Linked DNA regions of Homo sapiens: region 2 is linked to region 1. A link is a loop called in an ENCODE intact Hi-C map of the cell type or tissue named here. Cell type or tissue: tibial artery. All regions are shown on one strand.

Region 1 (8,000 bases):
TTCTTAGCTCCCTTGCCTGCAAATGCTGGAGTAACCCAGGAATTACATTACTTTTCCATTGGTGCATAACAAATTACTACAAATTGTAGTGCTTTAAAATAACAGACTTTTTTTTAATCTCATAGTTTCTGTGTGTCAGAAGTCTGCTCACAGCTTACCTGGGTCTTCTGCAAGGCTGCAGTCAGAGTATCATTTGGGCCTGGGATATCATCCGAATGCTTGACTTCAGAAGGATTTCTTTCTAAATTTACTCAAGTTTTCTGCAGAGCTTATTTTCTTCGAGCTATAGGAGGGAGGGCCTTATGTTTTGTTGGCTGGAGGCTGAAGGCCTTGCAAGCTGGCAGCTGGAGGCTGCCCTAAGTTTCTAGAGGCTTCCCTCAGTTCCTTGCCAGATTGTTTCCCCCACATGATGCTTGCTTCACATACATCTCACCGTCACATATTCTATTGGTTAGAAACAAGTTACAGATCCTGCCTACATTCTGGGAGATGGGAATCATACAGGGATGTGAACACGAGAAGGTGAGGATAATGGAGCACCTGAGTCTGTCCACTTGAGGGCTAGTTCTCTGTCCTCTCCCCTCTATCTGCACTCATTTCTTCTTACATCTCAACGGCTATATCTATGGTGTTAAATTTGATCGTCCTCAAACTTCACACCAGTATAGCCAACTGCATAGTTTATATATAGTTCCTCTTGGATAGATCTAGTGGACATCTCAAATTTCATATATCTAAACCCAGAATAATTATTTCCCACCAATCACCTGTTTTTTCCCACACTCTTCTAGCCTCACTAAATGCCAGCTCAGTTACTCAGATAAAAACCTTTGTATCATCCTTGACTCTACATTCTTCATACCCACATCTAGCTTATCAGAAAATCCTGTCCCGTCTATTTTCAAAATATATTCAGTCTCTGACCATTTCTCTCCACTTTGTAAAAATGCTTCCTGTTTTATTCCCAGTAAAAGCTACACCATCTGGCTTTTTTGTTACTTCTCTAGCCTCTTCTACTACTGTTCCCTTTTTCATTCCATTCCAGAATAGTGGCTAACTTGCTGTTTTCTGAGCAGCTCAGGTACCCTCTCACTTTAGAGCCGTTCAACTCACTGTTCCCTTTTACTGGAACACTCTTCCCCCAGAAGACTGCATGTCTGACTCCCTCACCTCCCTCATGGCCTTTGATATGTGAAACATTACAGATGAGTCCTACCCTATTCACCTTTTTGCTGTTGCAATCTATTTTTTTTCCTTCCTGTGTTCCAAGTGTCCTTTATACTGCTCTCCCTTCTCCTTTTTTTCCTGTACTTATAATCTTACAACATTCTATATAGGTTATTCATTATATTTATTGTTTATGGTCCCTGTTTCCTACTAGAATGTGAGTTTCATGAGGACACAGATCGCTGTCTCTTCTGTTCATTGCTTTATCTGAAGCCGTTAAATGTTCTTGGTATATAAATAGATGCTCATTAAGTATTTGTTGAATGAATGAACAAATAACGCAGTTAGTCTTGTTCTCACCTTGGTATCTGCAGCATCTTCAATTAATCCTGGATTCATAAGCACTTACAAAACTATTTTACCTTCAAAACGTTTGAAACTTGCCATTTCTTGTTTAGCATCTTCAGTTGGCACTAGGGTCTGATTTAAAATTTAGGTTACTTGGTAGCCCTCTGGTTACCATTCCAGCCCTAATGGGGGTAAAGTCTATCTCCATTTCCTAGCAACTGGCTCAGAACCTACTTCTAGTCAGATTGACCACAAAGAACCTCAACACCACTGCCTCTGACTTTGCTGTTGATGGATACTCATGCAGTTTAACCATATGCCAGATTATTTTACATCAAATGTTGCCTCTCACCAAACATGTACATGTACCTTGGTGAATATCTCAGTTCTTGTTTCACTCCAGGCATTAAGAAGGAGGTAAAACAGGCAGTGGTAGTCACCTGACTCCTCTCCCAGCATACCCCTCCAGGGTTTTTTCTTCTGTGGACTGTTTTTCTTTTATCCTATGCTCTTTTTTTCTGTGTCCCTACATCCTTGAGAACTATTAATATCTGCTTTTTGGGTGGGACTTTCTGTTATGCACATATACTCTAAAGTAGTAAATAAATGTATCATTTTCTCTAGATTTTTTAACTTTAAATCCTCACTATTGTTATAGAATGAAAAATATATTCCTTTCAACCACATTTGAGGCATTAGTCTGCTGGTTAATTTGATTTAGGGCTCAAACATTAGAGAAGTCCATTTCTGTTTCCTTGAACTTGCATGAAGGAAGTTGCTGAGAAGTCTCCAAGCATATTAGGCAAACCTTGGCCAGAACCTTCCATTTGAGGTTGGGTACAGGTGAGTGGTGACTCATGAAGGTAGCTGGTATAAAAAAGAGAGTTATCTCAACCACATGGGTTGAGAAAAGTTTAAAGACTCATTCTCTACCACTATTGGAAAACAGGTAGCTAGGCCCTTGTCATGTGCTTTACGATGCTTCCTTTTCAACTTTGTTTCTTAAAAATTATTTTAATCAGATATCATTTGTATGACAATATTTACTGTTAATGAAGTAGTATATGGTGATTTTCTCTGAGTAACATAGCCTGTACTTACCTCTGGCTTTTTCATTGTCTTTGAAATCTGACACTAATTTTCTAATTGCATTTTTTTAGGAAGCAGAATCTGAAACTTTCTGAGGAGAGCATTTGAGCTTCAGATTTCTAACAGGTAACGAGAAAATATGGAAAAGACCCACACTACCTACATTACACTTTCACAAAGTAAAAGTTAAAGTTCTGGTAGGAAATTTTGTAAAAAATAAAATTCACACTGAATTCATTTTTAAAAAATTGTATGTACTTTTAAGCACGATGTTTATTACTGAGAATCAGCCCAACTACACAAAGAGACAGATGTCAGTTTAAGTAGACAAATGTTTCAAAAATAAAATATTTTTTATCAGCAGTAAATGTTTTACTTGATAGACTAACTTGATAGTCTTAACTACACGAACAGTTGGATACAAAAGAAAATGTGTGTATTGCCAGCAAACATTTTCAAAAGATAAGCACTTGTGCCAAGTACTACATGCTTAGAAAATCTTTCATTTGGACAGCTGAGACCACCACGTGTCTTAAAATATGCCATCCATCATTTCAGTGTTAAGAGCGCCCCCTGGTGTGGTTGTATATTTATATGCTTCCGTGACTTTTAGACGTTTTAAAAATTTCATTTTGCTATTAGATGGTGATGGGCCTTTTTTGCCGGGTTGACTTGGTCAGTATGGTGTGTAACCATCTAGACATTTGTATTTAATATTTTTCTTGTCCTTATCCATGACCGTGTCTGGAGTCAGTGGTCAGCTTGAAAGCCGAATTTGGGAATATTTAATTCCTAAACTTCCTCAGTCAAGCTAATGGCCAATAATATGACATTTATTAAGTATGAAATTATATATTGCGATAAAATTTTACAGGATAATCAAGTTATTTGGTGGTAATAACTTTGTTAAGTGGCAAATTGCTGTGAACAATTTCTTTTTGGTAAGTTCATGGACATTATAATAATTTAACATGAGAATTCAGACAATATATTTTGCTTTTAAAATATCTATTGTGTAGAAACTAAATAACCCAAATGTTGATATTTCCTTACAAGCCAGAAACTCCTCTCTGGTGATATAACTTGCAAATATAAGCAAAATAATTCACCCATGTGTCATAAATAGGACTCTTATTTATTACCTGCCACCAGGGAATAACCCCATAGAATTGCAGCCAAAATTGGCAGCAAAGTACCTGTTTTGTAACTTTTTTTCTTGTATTTTATTTTTAATCCTTTAGGAATATAAACCACTCTTGCAAAGTGAAAGTACACATAATATTCTAAATCACATTTCTGTATATTTGATAATTGCAATTATTTTCCCTAATTGTCTCTTCTTCAGACTATATTATCTTCATTTAACCATTTCTCATATAAATTGTTTGAAATTTAATAATTTGCAGAACTACAATTGTGAACTGTTTGCAGTAGACTGCTTTTGCTTTTATTTTTTTCTCTATGTTCCTCTCTCCTTTGATTCTGAAACCATAAGCTCAGTACAATATTTACATTAATTCCTGGCTGGCTTGTTGAAAGAATGTTTTTAAAAACATAGATTAAAAAAATCAGAGCAATGAATCTGCCTTAGTAGACCTGTGTTTGAATCCCAGCTTTCATATTTACTTGTAAAAATCATGACTGTGGACAAGTTGATGACTCTCTCGGAGTCTCAGTCTTTTCTGTAAAAGAGGAATGCAAATCACTACTTCAGAGGATGTCCTTAATACATTCTTTACATTAATATGTGCTTAAAACTTATTATATGCCAGATATGGGTACCTTATGACACCCCTTATTTTTCACAAGTGTGTGAATGTGGTATTATTATTTCTCTATTATTGATGAGGCTTAGTGATGCTAAGAAGCCTCATAAATGGACAAGCCAAGATTCTAATTCAGGTCTTTCTGACTTAAAGTGAGCTCATCATCAGTGGCCATCAGAGAAATGCAAATCAAAACCATAATGAGATACTATCTCACACCAGTTAGAATGGTGATCATTAAAAAGTCAGGAAACAACAGGTGCTGGAGAGGATGTGGAGAAATAGGAACACTTTTACACTGTTGGTGGGACTGTAAGCTAGTTCAACCATTGTGGAAATCAGTGTGGCGATTCCTCAGGGATCTAGAACTGGAAATACCATTTGACCCAGCCATCCCATTACTGGGTATATACCCAAAGGATTATAAATCATGCTGCTGTAAAGACACATGCACACGTATGTTTATAGCAGCACTATTCACAATAGCAAAGACTTCGAACCAACCTAAATGTCCAACAATGATAGACTGGATTAAGAAAATGTGGCACATATACACCATGGAATACTATGCAGCCATAAAAAATGATGAGTTCGTGTCCTTTGTAGGGACATGGATGAAACTGGAAACCATCATTCTCAGCAAACTATCGCAAGGACAAAAAACCAAACACCGCATGTTCTCACTCATAGGTGGGAATTGAATAATGAGAACACATGGACACAGGAAGGGGAACATCACACACCGGGGACTGTTGTGGGGTGGGGGGAGTGGGGAGGGATAGCATTAGGAGATATACCTAATGTTAAATGATGAGTTAATGGGTGCAGCACATCAGCATGGCACATGTATACATATGTAACAAACCTGCAAGTTGTGCACATGTACCCTAAAACTTAAAGTATAATAATAATAAAATAAAAAAAGTGAGCTCACAACCACTGTGCTATGCATTTAATTTAATCATGCTTATTCATGTCTACTGATTTGTTAATTCATTTGTCATTACTGTCAAATAATCCCCCACTGCACATAGAGGAAAGCAACCTTCAGGGAAAGCATAGAGGAATCATTTTGTATGGATGCTCTTGTCTGAAAGCCAGAATTGCTTTGGGCATTTATTCTTCTATGAAGTTTTGTCAAACCAGGTGGTGCATTAAGACATTGCTTGTTATTACCATGATTGAGCTGATAATAGCAGTGACAACAAATAGGGGTATTAGGTTAGTGAACTTGAAGGCTTCTTTATGAATAATATAAAATCGGGGTAAAGGAATGTTAATTTTAGAAACTGTTGCATCCTTCTAATCCACCATTTATTTTGTGTTTTTTGTTTCCTGGACCTGGGAGCATAGTATAAGTTTGATGTGCATTGCCATTCAATTTAAGTGTCTAATTACTTGCATTGGCTTTGTGAAGCTTGTATCATTTTCTTTATGGGTTAAGAATTATTTTTTGATTTTTATATACCAGATTTCCTGTAATTGCTACAGAGGCCAATGTAATAAGTTTCTCATTTCATTAGTAAGTAGTTTTGAAGGCTACTAAGTAGCTCATCACAGAAATGCAGCGTGAACAGGCCTGTTGTTTGCTTAATAAAATCTAGTGCTGCATATTATTTCCTTGGTCCTTGAGATTTGCTCTAAGAATTAGGCTGTTCAGTCACAATTCAGAGCACATTGTTAGGCTCCTCAATGGCTGAGTGACTGTTTTCTTGTTTAGGTTGTGTCATGACCTGCTTGGGTCAGATGTATAGGCATTATTATGAGTATGTATTCATATTATTATGTCTTACTAAGATAGCACATTATCCCAAACACGAATTAACCTTATGAAAATCAGTTTAACCTTTAACAGAACCAATGAATGAGTGAAGAAATGGGAGTTTTCTTAGTATTTTACCCTCATTTCTGCCCTACAGTGGCATCTCCTGCCAGCCCATCTTAAACACACACACACACACACACACACACACACACACACACAGAGCACATTTGGTAAGTGGGCTCTTTGACTTGTTTACTGTCTGTGGAACCTCTGATATTGTTTTAGTTTAGGCCCTGATACTTTGAACAATTGGAATAGTTTCCTAACTGGATTCCACCTCTCCATTTTTACTCCTCTCTAATCAATTAAGAGCAGGCTAATTTTTCTGAGGCATAGAACTAATATCAGGTTAAAATAATTCAGTGTCTCATTGCTCAAAACCATCTTCTGGTTCTTGCTTACCTCTCTTCTAGTTTTCTCACTGCCTGCCATTGTCCTCACTCCTTGAATGTTGTGCTTTGCTCTGCTGACAAAATTACAGATCCTAGAATGCTTTTTGCTTTCTTTGCCTCCCTTTGTCTTTATGCACCAACTCCGTATGTCAGTGACAGCCTTCTGTACTTCTTCATTTAATGAGTCCTTTTATTTTTGTTTCAAAACCCAGCTCTACTTTTATTTTTTACTGTAATCCTTCCCAGACTAACTTCCCACTGCACAAGCATACACCCAGCCTGAATTAGGTATCTCTTCAGTGGGCCACTAAAGGCCTTATGTCCACTTCTGTTACTGCAAAGTTCTATTTACAGTGGACAACTTGAAGCAGGTATTATTGTATCACAGTACGAGGTACATTGAAAGTGTTCAGGAAAAGCATTATTTATGAAGCTCATGAAGAGGCTGAATGAAAAATATAAAGACGTTGTATTAGAAGTCCCATGAAGCCCATGCCTTCAGTCAGGTTTTAAAGCTGATAGATCAAATGCCTACTATCAGCCATTAGTGGGCAGGATGGGGAAGCAGCTGTTAGTTGACTTCATGTATGCTCTTTCTTCTATTTACATTGACTCTCTCTCAGCACTCATGTACTCCTCAGTGCACCCAACTATCCCTCATGACAGAGAGTTCTTGTGGCTTATTTAATATAATATCCTCTCTTTCCTACCTGCTGAATCCTATTATTGTTGCAGACAAAAACAAATACAGAAGTCCCCTGTTTTCTAATTCTCCTTGTTGGTATGAAAGATAATCTGCCATAATTCTATCCAGTGACATATAAACAAAAATCCGATGGAATTTCTGGGAAAGTCCTGCCTTATTGATACAGATTTTTGCCTCATCTTCCTTCAGGCCCCTTCCTCCTTTCTCATTCCTGGAAGGTAGACATGATGACTGGAACTAGAGAGTCACCTTGCAACCTTGAGGGAAAGGCCAGAAATTACTGAGACTTTAGCCCTGACATCCTTAAACTTCTAAATCAATACCAGCAATTGCCTTCCTTTGGATTTTTCACTACTAAGAGAACGTCCTCAGGTTGTGTTGAAGCCTTTGTTATCTGGGTTTACTGTTGCATCAATTGTCTCAGTTCCCTAATGGATACTCATTAGTATTACAGTTAAAATAAATGCATTAAAAGTTAATGGTATAAGTTTCTCACCTCCCCACCTATATTTTGTATTTTTTAATTCAACAACCATATATTAAGACCCACCATTACCATGTACTACCTTAGACACTAAGATATAAGTATTGACACACCATTATTATGCAAATGGCTTTCAGTCTTATGAAGGCACAGAAACATAAAATTAATTGCAATAAGCAATACAGTGTACTATAGAATATATAATATGATAGGCACAACAGTA
Region 2 (8,000 bases), 160 kb before region 1:
ACTTGAACCTGGAAAGCAGAGGTTGCAGTGAGCCAAGATCACACCACTACACTCCAGCTGGGGCAAAAGAGTGAGACTCCATCTCAAGAAAAAAAAAAAAAGTAAAATATTTTATTTTTTCCTGAAATGATAGTCCATATTAGAAGTTTTACAGTTGGCATTCCTTATATTCTAACACAAACTTTCTACTCTCTTCTATTATTTCTTTGTAGAATCTCATCTAGCCCACGTCTTATTTACCATTTATCATTTCAAATGTATATTTTAGGTACAGAGCACTGTTCTAAGTGACTATAGGGCACTTTTGGTTGTCCCACAATGATCATCTCTAGTTTTCTGCCCTCCAACTTCCTGTATTCTGTATTTAATGAATGACAACACTCAAGCATGTAACCAAGACAAAAATCTGGGAGTCATTTCTTGCTAACAAATACCAACAATGTCCATCTTGCCACCTAAATATTTCTCTAATCTTTCCTCTTATTTCTATCTCCACTGCCACTATTCCAGTTCAAGCAACCACACTCACCAATAATGCGTAAGGGCAAATTGTCGTGCCTGTCTCTATACTTCTCTTCACTCCAAAACATTATTTACCTAATCTCACAATCATTCCTCCCTGGCATCTCAGCTGTAACCAGAATGACTATTTAAAAATACAAACTTGATTTTATATATATATATATATATATATATATACCAGTTCCAAGGTATACGTCCTTTAATGGTACTTAATGCTGTTAGAATACAAATGTCCTAAGTAAGGCTTACATCTCCTTGGTATCTGTCTCCCCTATCCGGCCTCTTGCCCCAGCTTTTCTTCATTCTCTGGAAAGATTCTCTGGTTATCTATTGCTATTGACTTCAAGATTAATTTCACAATGGTCAGAGAACATTCTTGGTACAATTTCTATTCGTTGACATTCTTCATTCTTTATTTGGCATGCTTTAAAACCCAGCATGTGGTCAACTTGAGATAAGGTTACATGTCATTTGAAAAGAATATATATACTCTGCAGTTATTAGGTGCAGCATTCTCTCTATGTCAGTGAAGTCCAGTTTGTTAACAGTGCTGTTAAAATCATTTATGCCTTTATTACATTTTTCACCTGTTTGTTCCTTTAGTTACTGAGAAGCGTATGTTAAAACATCCCACTATAATTAGAGATCTTAGTTTTGTCAATGTGTTCTTTAGTTTTTTAAGCTATTAATTGAGGTTCAGATAAATTGAGAATTATTAGATCATTCTGACAGGTTTACCTCTTTATCACTTTGAAATATCTCTCTTTAATAATACATTTTACAGATAAAGCATCCTTTGCTGGATATTAATATAATGACAAATGATGTGTACTTCACCTTAAAATTTTCTGTCTTTACATTTAAAGTTTATGTACTTTCTTTTCTTTTTCTTTTTTTTTTTATCCAAACAGGGTCTCGCTCTGTCACTCAGACTGGAGTGCAGTGGCACGATCATGGCTCCCTACAGCCTCGGCCTCCTAGGCTCAAGCAATCCTCGGACCCCAGCCTCCTAAGTAGGTGGGACAACAAGTACATGCTACCATGCCTGGCTAATTTTTTGTAGGCTTTGCCATGTTGCCCAGGCTGGTCTCAAACTCCTGAGCTCTAGCGATCCACCTGCCTCAGCCTCCCAAAGTGCTGGAATCCCAGGCTTGAGCCACCATCCCCAGCCTAAAGTTTATCTCTTTTAAGTAAACTTGAGATTGGTTTTGTTATTCAGTGTGGCAATCTTTATCTTTAATTGCAGCATTTACTTTTATATATAATGCAATTATTTAAATATTTGTCTATTTGTCTCACTTAATCTCACTTGTTCCTGTTAGAGTTCACATATAGCAAAACTTTGTGTTACAAGAAAAGCCAAATATGTTGAAAATAACATGTTAGTTACAGAACCTTATGCTAAACCTAGATATAATGATTTTTTATTCTTGGACTCTATAATTCCCCACTTGATAAACAGTATTTTTATAGCTACACATCTTATCAAAATTCAAGTCACTATAATAAAATGCAAGTGAAGCAATTTGATTTTGGAATAATTTTGTATTCATGTTATAAGACATATTATAGATGCAATAGATGTACCTGACCTATAAAAGAAAATAGTTCCATCTTATGATCATTATAGGAAAGTTTTGAAAACATTTTTAATTTTTTGGTACTGCAAATTCTGTGGGAATATGCACTCTGTATTATATGTATTATATATGTATAGTATTATTTTATTACAATAAATATCTTTCCCAAGAGCCCAACTGTTTCAGCATAACATAATGAAGGGTCTGTCTGTGAAAGATTGGTAGACTTATGAAATTTTTGAAAGATGAACCCAATCTAAAATCAAAATCTGTGGTCATAATTCAATATATCAGGGACAGAGAAAAACACATTTTTCGTTATAATTCTGTCGGAAATGATCTAATGGAAGGGATTCCATTGTCAAAGAATGTCAAAATGAGTCAGAAAAATAGTGTCTGATTTTTACCAAGCAAAATAAAACAAAAGAAATTATTGCTTCTTTATTAGAAGATGTGAAAAAAAAAAGAATAACAAAAGCCTCCTCAAATCAGATACTTCCAAGTTTTTAAGTAAATAAAAAAATAAGTACAGGAAGAAATGAAAGAAGGGAGGAAAGAAGACATTTGTATTCATAAGACAAAGATTAAAATCCTGAAAGTTTGGCTGCAAATAAGCCAGAGTAGAGGACAAATTAAATGAAGGCACAGTTTTGCTAAGCCCCATATGTTACAAGTTGACTCTTTCAGAGTTAGGTAAAGAAATTGGGTAGCCATTGCAGAAGCACTGGTTCCTAATTTTAGAGAAGTTGCAGAGGGAGACGTAAAGTTCTCTGTGATTGACAAAAGGACATTTTTAGTCCTTGGATCTTCAGGAGGCTTAAAAAAAGCTGACTATAAGTTAAGAGAGACTGCCGATGGTTTTTACCTTATGACTGAAATGTTTGCATTGCTTTACTACTTTCTCTTTTAGCATCAAATGGATCCTTATCAGATACTGTGCTCAAACCACAGGTTTGCTGCATTTTCAGCATACACTGACATTTAAAATCTCACTGGATGGTCACTTCCTCACCAAGAACAGTTTTTGTTTGTTTGTTTGTTTGTTTGAGACGGAGTCCCACTCTGTCGCCCATGCTGGAGTGCGATGGCTGGATCTCAGCTCACTGCAAGCTCCGCCTCTCGGGTTCACGCCATTCTCCTGCCTCAGCCTCCCGAGTAGCTGGGACTACAGGCGCCCGCCACCATGCCTGGCTAATTTTTTGTATTTTTAGTAGAGACGGGGTTTCACCGTGTTAGCCAGGATGGTCTCGATTTCCTGACCTCGTGATCCACCCGCCTCGGCCTCCCAAAGTGCTGGGATTATAGGCGTGAGCCACTGCGCCTGGCCCTACGGAGAACCATTTTTAAAAATCACTTCAGGAAAGTTTCTGCATCTGGGACATTAACCCTAGGAGTCACAAAGCCAGGTGTGTCTGGCCTCCCCCTAGGCCCACTCTTGGCTTTGGCTCTCTCTCCATCTAGGTGATTGCATCTGCCTGCTCCTTAGCCTCTCAGAATTCACTGTTTCTATATATGCCTTAGCAACAGTTACAAATCACTGCATGCCATTGACCTTCGAGGAAACACAAAACTATTGAAACTATAAGTATTAAACTTCAAATAGCAAACATATTGTTTTTCCTAGAAGTATAATTTTTAAAGGTGGAAAAACTAGATGATACGAAATCAAATACACATTGACAGAATAAAACCAATTCTGGATTATAAACTACGTATCTTAACAGATTCGAAGAGACTGTGTCATCTGTTTTTTGTTTGTTTGCTTGTCTGTTTGTTTTTTAAATCAAGTGTCTGGCCGCACCAATAGTTGGAATAGGCAGTCAAAAAGCAAGGTGTGTTTTGAGCATCTCAAACTCTTCCCATTCAACCCTAAAGTATATCCTTTAATAGTCAAAGACATTGGAAATTAAACCAGGGAACCTATTCTTTTTTTTTAAAGTATTAATATTATGCATTGCATGCCTGTATTAAAATATCTCATGTCTCCCATAAACAAATACACCTACCATGTACCCATAAAAACTAAAAATAAAAGGTATTAATAATGATGCTCTATTGCTCATCATGCCTATAATCTTGACATAAGTGTCTCGTCATTTTCTTAGAATCAATGCCTAGAATTGTAACCACTGGGAAAAATTAAAGAACTTTAAGAAAGTTTTAAATATATTATTGTAGGTCAGGCACGGTGGCTCACACCTGTAATCTCAGCACTTTGAAAGGCCGAGGCAGGCAGATCACAAGGTAAGGAGATCGAGACCAACCTGGCCAACATGGTGAAACCCCGTCTCTACTAAAACACAAAAAGTTAGACAGGCTTGGTGGGACGCGCCTGTAGTCCCAGCTACTCGGGAGGCTGAGGCAGGGGAACCGCTTGAACCCAGGAGGTGGCGGTTGCATGAGCCGAGATGGCACCACTGCACTCCAGCCTGGGGACAGAGCAATACTCCATCTAAAACAAAAACAAAACAAACAAAAAAAACAAAAGAACGTTTTAAATATATTATTGTAATGCCGCATAACATAATTAATGATTTCCTAACTTGCCTGTAAATATGTGTGGGCTGACATTGATCAATAGGATTGAATTCCTGAAAGGACATTGCATTTTAGGTTCAAAGCCCAATTTCCTAGACCTAAGGTTCCTCTTAAGGGAAGTCAGAGATTAAATCAGCAGAATAAACGCCTCACTGGAGGAAGAGTCAGAAGACTGGGATTCCAATCCTGATTCTGGTAGTTAGCAATTACAGAAACTTAGGAAAATCATGTCGTCTCTCTGAGCCTCATTCCCATACTTAAAAGAATGTAGCAGAACTAGATGATTTCTCTGGTTCTGTTTTAGCTCTGCAATTCTGTCATGGAAGTGGGAAACTTGAATGTCAATATGGACATTTACTTTCTCCAAAACCTAAATTTGTCCCTTGTCTCAGTGTCTGTCAAGTCTGAAATGTGAGAGGTTTCTTTTGGTTTAAAATATTGTTATTTATTTCCTAAATAACAATGAACTTCCTCCTGGATTCATTCCTTACATAAGCATATTAAATGCTTAGGACTTGGGTCTTACAAAAATAAATAAAACATCATCCCCATCCTCGAGAAACTCAGTCAGTCATGAAAAGAAACCATTAGGCAAACGGTCCACAGAATTACAACAGTCTGTAGAGACAGATAACAAAACCCTTACCTGGGAGGAGGTGGATTTCACAAGTGAGCTGCACTTAATCTAAATTTTAAAGATATGTAAGTGTTTTCCAGGTAGATAAAATAGAAAAGGGTACTTCTGAGGCAAGTGACATGTGAAGATACATGGAGGACTGAAAGCTTTAGTAGATTCAGACAATTTGCTACATAGAATTTATCACTAAAAGAACAAAGTTTTTTTTTATTATAAAGCAAATAGGAGTGATTTGGGAGTCTTATGCTATCCATAAATCAAACATTCAACTTTTGCTCACTCTAAACTGTTTCCAATAAATAACTTTTTGTGGTATACTTTTCTATGGCAAAGTCCCAAATCCTTCTCTGATATTTATCTTCATGCATTTTCAATATTAATCAATACCATTGAGGTTCTCCTTCTATTCTTATGACATTCACTCCCTTTAACTCTCTCTTAAAATTATGGTTAATGCCACTCCATGCAGTAGCCACCAGATGGTAATGAAGAGCAGTCTGGCTTCATAGTCTTTTGAGGACCAAATATTTCACCACTGTATCATGTTCAGGATTCACAGATTTGTTTGGAAAGTGAAAGTTTAATTCCAAACACTGTGTTGGTTTGATGGCAGGCTAGTATATATCTATGATACTTTAATCATTTAGTTTGCGTGTGTCTGATTTGTGTTATAGGTTCTGTATTGGGGACTTAAAGATACAGAAAAAAAAACACATACATTTCTGCTATTGTGCTTTACTTTAAAGGTGGTTCTTATTTAAACATTTGAAAGACTAAAATATTTGTGTCTAGAATGATTAGTGAAAATACCTGCATTCTTTAGGTTTAATTTGTGTTTTCTTCTGGTTATAAATATATTTAAAAGAGGAATTCCTTCATATCACCAGTAAAAAAAATGATTAAAATATCCAATGCAAATATATATAATAAAATTGCATAAAATACACAACACATTCTGCATCTTTGTTTCTTTGGCTTATTAACTTGCCAAATATGCTCACTCACTACTTTTTTACCCAAAGCTTGTAAAGTAAATGTTGATATTTTCGCAAAGGCTTAGGCCTATGTTTTTAAAAAGAGTTTTAAAATGTGTTTTACATTGTATGGTATATAATGTTTTCTTTCTAGTATTTTGTTGTCTCCAAAATCTCTATAGTGAGAATGCATTGTTTGACTGAAAAGTCAAAAGAACAAAATTCAAATATAATGATTAATTTAGAATCTAAGTAATAGTTCATGAAAGTTTAACATTTATAATGGTTCACATATCATGAGTTACTGTGTCGTAAAAAACTGCCTATCCTAAGACTAATAAAAACAATAAGTTGTTGTAAGATAAAGTTCAGAGTTCTGTAACAATTTCATATCACTTTTTGGAACAATTTAATGGCATTTGAAAGGTGAGAAAAATTTTAACATTGAATTGACACACAAAATTTTACTAGAACCCAAAACATTTAATAAACATTTAATTTTATATCCCCGTACAACTGTATTAGTTAGGATTTTCTAGAGAAATTGAACCGATAGAGTATAGATTATTCTATCTGTAGAAATTTTAAGGAATTGACTCACACAATTACAGGGGTTGGTAAACCCAAAATCTGCAGGGAAGTCTGGCAGACTGGAGACCCAGGGAATATCTAATGTTGCAGATCAAATCTGAAGTCCATCTGCTGGCAGAATTCCCTCTTCTGGGAGGTCAGTCTTTGCCTATTAAGGCCTTCAACAGATTGGATGAGGCTCGCCCAAATTATGGAGGGTAATCTGTTTTACTCAAAGTCTATTGATTAAAATCTTTATTTCATCCAAGAAATACATTCACAGAAATATTGAAAATAATATCTGGCCGGGCATGGTGGCTCACACCTGTAATTCCAGCACTTTGGGAGGCCAAGGCGGGAGAATCACGAGGTCAGGAGATTCAGACCATCCTGGCTAACACGGTGAAACCACATCTCTACTAAAAATACAAAAAATTAGCTGGGCGTGGTGGGGGGCGCCTGTAGTCCCAGCTACTCGGGAGGCTGAGGCAGGAGAATGGCGTGAACCCGGGAGGCGGAGCTTGCAGTGAGCCCAGATCGCGCCACTGTACTCCAGCCTGGGCGACAGAGCGAGACTCCATCTCAAAAAATAAAAAATAAACATAAAAAACTAAAATTAAATTAAAATAATATCTTACCAAACATCTGGGTACTGTGATCCAGGCAAATTAACACAAAGTTAACCATCACACCATTCTTATAAAATGCTATTCAATTTGTTCTATGAAATATTTCAGGCATATGAAAAATATATATAACAGCTAGTCTTCAAAGATGGCCATCAAATGAATCATATCTCTCAGTATTTACATCTTTGTTATCCCCTCTGCATGAATCTGGTTTGACCCTGTTACCTGCTCTGACCAATAGGATAATGCTCTGTGACTTTCAAGGTTTGGTCATAAGAAGTCTTCAGCTTCAGTCTAACTTGAAATGCTTACTTTGGGAAAACCAGCCGGCATATAAAAAGTCTTACTACCCCAAGATCATCATGTTATGTGGAAATCCAAGCTGGCTAAGTAAGTAAGATGGGGGAGGTGGGGGAAGAGAGATCTCCAGCCAATTCCCCCTGTCTATCTGAAGCACCAGTCATGTGAAGCAATAAGCTATCTTCAATGCCCAGCTCAGTCAAACCTTCAAATTATGCCAGCCCCAGCCACTATCTAACTGCAATGGGAT

The links. Hi-C counts contacts between places; a loop is a spot of excess contacts. Peaks named below come from ENCODE experiments on the same cell type or tissue, not always from the same donor. Only the 100,000 strongest peaks of a DNase experiment are listed, where the experiment ranks them.
Region 2: it touches region 1 in a loop (5-fold over the local background); 9 of 110 quality-filtered maps call a loop at or near these places.

Annotation. Positions count from the first base shown.
Region 1 is chr4:46,839,690-46,847,689 of GRCh38, reverse strand. COX7B2 (cytochrome c oxidase subunit 7B2) reads left to right here. Exons shown (of 3, transcript NM_130902.3): 2 at 2,676-2,730. Among named protein-coding and RNA genes, the nearest start is that of COX7B2, 66 kb to the left of the region's middle. In tibial artery, a CTCF peak has its summit at 3,187 (motif pointing left); no DNase peak of the experiment used is centred here.
Region 2 is chr4:47,000,566-47,008,565 of GRCh38, reverse strand. It overlaps a transcript of GABRB1 not described here. Among named protein-coding and RNA genes, the nearest start is that of GABRA4, 11 kb to the right of the region's middle. In tibial artery, no CTCF peak of the experiment used is centred here; a DNase peak (open chromatin) is centred at 4,394.